Regions from separate parts of the Homo sapiens genome. Here regions 1 and 3 are each linked to region 2. Evidence: chromatin loops called from intact Hi-C (ENCODE). Cell type or tissue: mammary epithelial cell. All regions are shown on one strand.

The links. Peaks named below come from ENCODE experiments on the same cell type or tissue, not always from the same donor. Only the 100,000 strongest peaks of a DNase experiment are listed, where the experiment ranks them.
Region 1: a loop joins it to region 2, with 4 times the contacts of the local background. A loop is called at or near these places in 9 of 110 quality-filtered maps.
Region 3: a loop joins it to region 2, with 8 times the contacts of the local background. A loop is called at or near these places in 4 of 110 quality-filtered maps.

The regions. Positions count from the first base shown.
Region 1 is chr1:8,725,541-8,728,040 of GRCh38, forward strand. The region is part of intron 1 of RERE (arginine-glutamic acid dipeptide repeats); the gene reads right to left. Among named protein-coding and RNA genes, the nearest start is that of RERE, 91 kb to the right of the region's middle. In mammary epithelial cell, a CTCF peak has its summit at 1,137 (motif pointing left); a DNase peak (open chromatin) is centred at 1,061.
Region 2 is chr1:8,373,564-8,376,063 of GRCh38, forward strand. The region is part of intron 12 of RERE (arginine-glutamic acid dipeptide repeats); the gene reads right to left. Among named protein-coding and RNA genes, the nearest start is that of RERE-AS1, 50 kb to the right of the region's middle. RefSeq lists a silencer at 1-240 and an enhancer at 108-800. In mammary epithelial cell, a CTCF peak has its summit at 1,426 (motif pointing right); a DNase peak (open chromatin) is centred at 168; H3K27ac peaks cover 740 bases.
Region 3 is chr1:8,670,234-8,672,733 of GRCh38, forward strand. The region is part of intron 1 of RERE (arginine-glutamic acid dipeptide repeats); the gene reads right to left. Among named protein-coding and RNA genes, the nearest start is that of RERE, 150 kb to the right of the region's middle. In mammary epithelial cell, a CTCF peak has its summit at 1,271 (motif pointing left); no DNase peak of the experiment used is centred here.

The DNA of each region.
Region 1 (2,500 bases), 350 kb after region 2:
GAGCAACAGAGTGAAATTTTGTCTCAAAAAACAAAAATTGCAATTAATAGTTTAAAATATTAAATCTAAATTTATAGGAGATTCATTAGTTTGCCCTTGGTAATCCCCACTTTCTGCCTTGTAAAGCCTAAGACCCTAAGAAGCTCTACAAACTAGAGCTTCTTAGGCTTCAAAACAGTTCTTTCCAAACCATATTTGATGAATTATATGTAAGATGAGTCAATAACATAAGGATTAGATTTCCCTGAAAATGCATAGAAGGTTAAAAATTAGAAGAAAAAGTGATAGGCATAATAGGCTCTGGGTTTTGCTTAATGCAAACGTTCTGAAAGGTTCAACATTAACACAGACATTCACAAATGAGGCATCTAATTTTAACTTTGTTTTAAAAAGTTGTTTAAAAAAAAAGTCAAAATAAGTCAAACTCTTCCCATTTGTTTGAATAGAGGGTACATTTACTTCCTACCCAACAAGATTTGAAAACAAAAGACATATTAGCTATAAAGATATATTCCTTTCACTTAATGCTCCACAAATGTCTGAAAAGCAAACTCAACTCAATTTAGTTGAGTCAATAAGGGAATTCCAGTTTTCCTTTTTTCTTTTCTTTTTTTTTTTTTTTTTTTTTTTTTGAGACGGAGTCTTGCTCTATCGCCCAGGCTGGAGTGCAGCAGCGTAATTTCGGCTCACTGCAAGCTCCACCTCCCGAGTTCAAGCAGTTCTGCCTCAGCCTCCTGAGTAGCTGGGATTACAAGCACACGCCACCACGCTCGGTTAATTTTTATATTTTTAGTAGAGATGGGGTTTCATCACCATGTTGGTCAGGCTGGTCTCGAACTCCTGACCTCGTGATCCACCCGCCTCGGCCTCCCAAAGTGCTGGGGTTACAGGCGTGAGCCAACGCGCCCGGCCAGGCAATTCCAGTTTTTCTAAGACAGTATTGTAAACCAAGCAGAGATATTCCCTAGGGCCATATAATTCTGATACATTAGCTAATCTTTGTAAGCCAAATCAGAGCACTTCTTTCCAAAACTCACATTTCTACCAAACCGGGACACCGTGTGGTGGGGAAAGAGTTCAGAACACCTGGTATATTTTTCCAAAGCAAAATTTAACTTTCCATTGCCAGGAGAAGCATGAACATGTTGACTTATACTGCCCTCTAGAGTCTCCTTCTAATATTTTTTAGCCTGAAATAATTAATTCTAATCATAAGACTCTTCTAATTACTCAAGCTTTCAGTATTCTAATATTGTAAACTGACGTTTATTTATTTATTTATTGAGAAGAAGTCTCCCTCTATTGCCTAGGCTGGAGTGCAGTGGCACGACCTCAGCTCACTGCAACCTCCACCTCCTGAGTTCAAGCAATTCCCCTACCTCAGCCTCCAGAGTAGCTGGGATCACAGCCATGCACCACCACACCCAGCTCATTTTTGTACTCTTAGTAGAGACGGGTTTTCACCATGTTGGCCAGGCTGGTCTCAAACTCCTGACCTCAGGTGATCCACCCGCCTTTGGCTCCCAAAGTGCTGGGATTACAGCATGAGCCACTGGGCCCAGCCAACTGACCTTTTTTCAGTGGATTAGTAGTCTTTTTTTTGGAGGGCGCGGGGTGGGGGGAAAGGAGTCTCGCTCTGTAGCCCAGGCTGGAGTGCAGTGGCGCGATCTCGGCTCACTACAACCTCCGCCTCCAGGGTTCAAGCGATTCTCCTGCCTCAGCCTCGTGAGTAGCTGGGATTACAGGCATGCGCCACCATGCGCAGCTAATTTTGTATTTTTCATAGAGACAGAATTTCTCCATGTTGGTCAGGCTGGTCTTGAACTGCCGACCTCAGGTGATCCGCCCGCCTCAGCCTCTTAAAGGGCTGGGATTACAGATGTGAGCCACCGCATCTGGCTAGTAGTCATTATTAAAACATACAATATTTCAATTACCCACTGTTTTTTATTTTTTTGTTGTTTGTTTGTTTTGGACAGCGTCTCGCTCTGTCGCCAGGCTGTTGTGCAGTGGCACAATCTCAGCTTACTGCAACCTCTGCCTCCCGGGTTCAAGCGATTCTCCTGCCTCCGCCTCCCAAGTAACTGGGACTACAGGCACGCGCCACCACGTCCAGCTGATTTTTGTATTTTTGGTAGAGACGGTGTTTCACCATGTTGGCCAGGATGGTCTTGATCTCTTAACCTCGTGATCCGCCAGCCTCGGCCTCTCAAAGTGCTGGGATTACAGGTGTGAGCCACTGAGCCCGGCCAATTACCCACTATTCTTAAAGGTCAGCAGTACTTCCCCAAAGGACAGGAATGCACCCCAAACAGAATCTTCTAATTTGCTTATTTAAAAAAAGTTTTAAATAGCTCAAACTGCAAAGACTTCTAAAACAAAGACCACTTGTAGCATATATTAATTAATCCATGTAGCCCAGAGTTTTGTCTAGCAAAACCCAAGTTCACACATTTGACCACATGCACACGAACCTCAGCCAACGCAGCCAACGCTCCCC
Region 2 (2,500 bases):
CCGGGCCCAGAGAGTGACCCAGGCCATGAGGAAAGAGCTGTGGCCCTGAGAGCCGGTCCCAGGAAGTCTGCATGCGACGCTGTCCCCTGAAGAGCTGCCCTAACTGGAGTGCTCCAACGCTGCTGCCGAGTGCAGTCAGGAACATTTCCTGGCATGGAATCCTATGCGAGTCATTCTTTCCTTTCCCTCCCCAACGATTCAAGGGCTGGATCTGACAACTGTTCAGAACATCTGAGGTGAGAAGCCGGGCACTGGGCAGAACCAGCAGCGATATTCAGGAGCAGCCACCTTCTACAGATCTTTTTCCAGGAGGCAACCGGTTGTCTTCCAGTAACAACTCTGGTAATTAAAGCACTGTTCTCCTGGGCTCCTTCTTTTGTTAACCAACCGAATCCTCTAATCCCTAAAGGAGCCTGGCACTGTCAGCGGGCTCTGCTGCTAATCGTTAAATATCACCTCTGTGGTCTCTGAGTGCAGCAGGGAGAATGATGATCTGCTTGAAGGCACACGCAGAGAAGTGGAATTCTGAAATCTCAGCCTCCTACGTTCAAGAGGCCGAAGGGCTCTGATCTAAACCGCCACCCACGAGGAAGCCCACAGTGAGGAGGCAGCTGCCTCCAGGCAAGGCAGTCCCTCGGTGCCACCTCCAGATCCTCTTCTGGGGAAAGGCAAAGGGAAAGGAGGGAAGTACGTGAAGGTCTTGTGGCTTTAACTTGTAAATAGGTGGGGCCAGTCTAAGACACTCATGAAGATGTTCCTTACCCAGGCACCTTTTTATAACATTTTAAAAAATCAGTTAAAAAAAATTTTTTTTTTACCACTACATTTACCACTCCATTTGTACAGTGCAAAGGAACTGCAATAGCTCAAGATTTCTGCCAACACTGAACACTGTAATGAGATTTCCTAAGCTCTGTGTTGTTCTGGTGGATGAACTCAGCCATTTGCTAATCCCACCCTGGCCCCACACCTCCACTCAGACGTCTGGACCTGAGGTCCTGCCACAGCTCTTCCCTGGGCCGGCCCTCCCATGCTGCACACAGACCAGGTGAGTCTTCCCAAAGCCCCGCTAGTACCTTGCCACTTCTTCTCCAAACGGTCAAAGGTTCCTCAGGGCCTAAGGAACAAAGGCCCAGCTGCTTGACTACTTCTTCTGAGACTTTCTCTGTGTTACCGGAAGACTTTTCTACCATATTCCTTTCTACCATATTCCCCCGCCTCACGGCCTTTGGCTTATGTCAAACACAATGGCCAGTTTTCTGTTCCTCAGCACTCTCCTGCCTGCTGGGTGAGCCCCTGAGCCCCATACCACCCCCACCTCCTCCTCTGTCCAGGCCCTGTAGTCCTCCTCATCACTCAGGACTCAATTCATCACATTTGCTGCCTTCTTCTCCATGAAGCCTTCCCTTCACTTCACTCCCCCACCACTGGATGGCATCATACAGGTTTCACTCCTACATCTTTTCATTCCCGCCTCTGTGCTGGCACAGACAGGCTTCCCTGTGCTGTAACCATACATGGGCCCACCCAACTTGCCAAAGTACGTGCTATCTCATCTGTGAGTACCCCACAGGTCTAAGACAACATCTTGAATAAGTATTCAGTAAACATCTGATGAAATGATTATTTCTGGAGAATTAAAATTCACCTGAAATTAAAAGGATAAAACTTTTGAGAAATGGATACCGAATTGCCACTTTCTTATTTTGCCATGTAAGGTCATTAGAAGTAACTGCCTCCTGATCTCATCATTATTTTGTAAAAGAAATGACATTTTATCTCCAAAAAAGTAAACAGAAAAAGTTCTTTGATTACATTTACTGTTAGGAAAAATGGCTACATTTATTTCTTATGGGCCAGTGAAAACGCAATCCACATGCCGATGTTTGGAAGTGGCTGCTCTGAAGGTGAGTATCATGGAATGGTGGCTTAGGAAGCCACTGAAAATGCTTCCTCACTCAGCAGCCACTGAAAATGCTTCCTCGCTCAGCAGCCACTGAAAATGCTTCCTCGCTCAGCAGCCACTGAAAATGCTTCCTCGCTCAGCAGCCACTGAAAATGCTTCCTCACTCAGCAGCCACTGAAAATGCTTCCTCACTCAGCAGCCACTGAAAATGTTTCCTCACTCAGCAGCCACTGAAAATGCTTCCTCACTCAGCAGCCACTGAAAATGCTTCCTCACTCAGCAGCCACTGAAAATGTTTCCTCACTCAGCAGCCACTGAAAATGCTTCCTCACTCAGCAGCCACTGAAAATGCATCCTCACTCAGCAGCTTTATTTACAAACAAGCAAACAACATTTTACTATGAAATCTACAATAACTAAGCTAAGCCATATCTTTTTATATCTTAATATATATTTATCTTTTACATATACTTTATCTTCATCTTTATTTATATTTTATCTTCACAGACTCCCAAATAGATAAACCTTCATTTTCCCTGCTTTACAAATGAGGCAACTGAAGCACAGTGAGATGAAGCCATGTGGCCAAGCTCA
Region 3 (2,500 bases), 300 kb after region 2:
CTAGTAACTAACCAGGGAGGGCAGGAGAAGTCCCAGGACCTAGAACATAACACTTAAATGTAGTTATAACACTGATCATCAAATAAACATCAATCTCCAGAGGAGATTCTGTCAGTTCCCCCATTATTTCAGCAAATGTTTACTGAGTTCATACTAGGTGGCCTAGGAGCTATGTCCAGAACACACACAATCTCTAACCTCAGAGAGATTACAATCTAGTGGGGGAGAGAGCAGACAATAAACAAACAAGTAGATTACTACAGACACAGTCTGTAAGTTGGCCATAAGATGTGCTATAGAAAAAAAATAAAGCTGGGCAATGGCCATGGAGAGGTCATCAATTTAAGGTAATCACTGGCAAGGGATCACTGGACCTAAACGAAGCAAGGTGCAAGTTACATGGTTAAAGTGGGGGAAAGCATTCTGGGCAGAGAGAAAAGCAAGCACAAAGTTCTGACTCAGGCAGAAGCATGCCTGGCATGTCCAGGCAACAGCAAAGGGACATGGTGGCTGAAGCAGTGAGCGCAAGAAGAATTGGAGATGGAGAGATAGCTCAGTACTTACTCAAATAAGGGAAAAGCCATGGTGGAGTTTTGCATAGAGAAGTAACAATCCGAGGTACATTTTAACAGACTCCCTCTGGCTCCTTAGGAAACAACTCAGGCAAGGTCGTAGCAGTGAAGGTGTTAAGCAGTGGTCAGATTCTAGCCCTCAGAAGTGGCTAACAGAGCGCACGTGGTGTGAGAAAAAAGGAGGCCAAGGAAGACAATAAGGTTTAAATCCAAGCAACTACAGTCATTTACTGACATGCAAAGAGAACAAAAACTGGGAATTCTGTTGGAATGTATTAAGATGTATGTGTTGAGTGGTCAGAAAGCTCTGGGCTAGACCTAAATCTAGGAGTCCTCAGTGCACAAGTACTAATAACCATGGGGCTGGATGGTATCAAAACAAACTACTAGGGATGAAATATTCAAGATGGCAAAGAATGCTTTGCAATGAATATTATGGACAGGCCAAAAACGTTCTGTAAACTGCCAATGAAGTTGAAATGGTAGAATGATGGAAAGACTACATGACGATGCTCTGAAAAGAATACACTTTTTTATTCACAGAGAAGCCGTCTACATAGGAAACGGGTGCCTATGGACAACTTCTGTATTAATGATGTTACCAAATACTGCATTTAATAAAATCCAAACCGCTGAAGTCCTTCCTGGCTGATTTCCACGCTAGAAGACACATAGGATGGAAACACCTCCCCCTGCTGTTTCACAGGGAAATACACCAGCTGTCCAAATGACTTTTGCCAGGTCCTTCTGGGCTAACGAATTAAGGAAGGAAAAACTATTTGAAAGATTCTTGCCTTGTAAATTAATTCTAAAAAGAGTTGTCAGATTTAAAAATTAGCTTTGTTAACATTTCTGAGGGCCTAAATTAAAATTTTTAATGTCCATGTGAAAAGAGAAAAAGAAAACATGTAGTGACTAATTATATGAATTTAAAACAAAGTTCAACTCTAGAAAAAATGAAATTTAATGGGTTCGCTAGTGATATTTAGCTGGTACCACAATTTGAATCCGAAATAATTCAAATAGAGCAACATTTATATGTCTCAGGAAGGCACACTGTTTTAAAGTAAGTGATATGAAAAGGTAAAACTGGATCCAAAATCTGTGAGCATTATCATGAGAAATATATGATTACATCTGTAAGAGAAAGGGGAAAGCTGCTAGATTTAGAAAAAACATCTCAGCCGGGCGTGGTGGCTCATCCCTAAAATTCTATCTAGCACTTTGGGAGGCTGAGGCAGGAGGATCATCACTACAGGCCAGGAGTTTGAGACCAGCGTGGGCAACATAGCAAGCTCCCATATCTCCACAAAAAATAAATAATAATTTTTAAAAAGAAAAAAAGAATAATCTCACTCCGGAAATATATTTTTTGTTTGTTTTTTTGAGTCAGCGTCTCCCTCTGTCACCCAGGCTGCGATGCCAAGGCATGATCATGGCTCACTGCAGCCTCCATGTCCTAGGCTCAAGCAATCCTCCCACCTTTACCTCCAGAGTAGCTGGGACTACAGGTACGTATCACCACACCTGGCTAAGTTTCCTTAATTTCTGTAGAGAAGGGATCTTGCTAGGTTTCCCAGGCTAGTCTCAAACTCCTGAGCTCAAGCAGTCCTCACACCATGGCCTCCCAAAATCCTGGGCTACAGGTGTGAGCCACCATGCTCAGCCTGGAAATCTAATTTAAAGAGATCAAATTATCAAATTCTGGCTAATGACAGGGAAGATGTTTCCAGCAACGAGAGAAAATGCAGTATTATTCCATCACTTTCTATCTACTCCTGTGCAAACACATTTCTTCACTGCAAGTGGAAAAAGGAAACTATGAAAAAGCAAAGAATGGCGCATACCTTCAAAAATGTCACTTAAAATTACTACTGCAGGTGTCAACAATAACCTTTATGGTTATTCAGCCTCAGATATACTTGGCT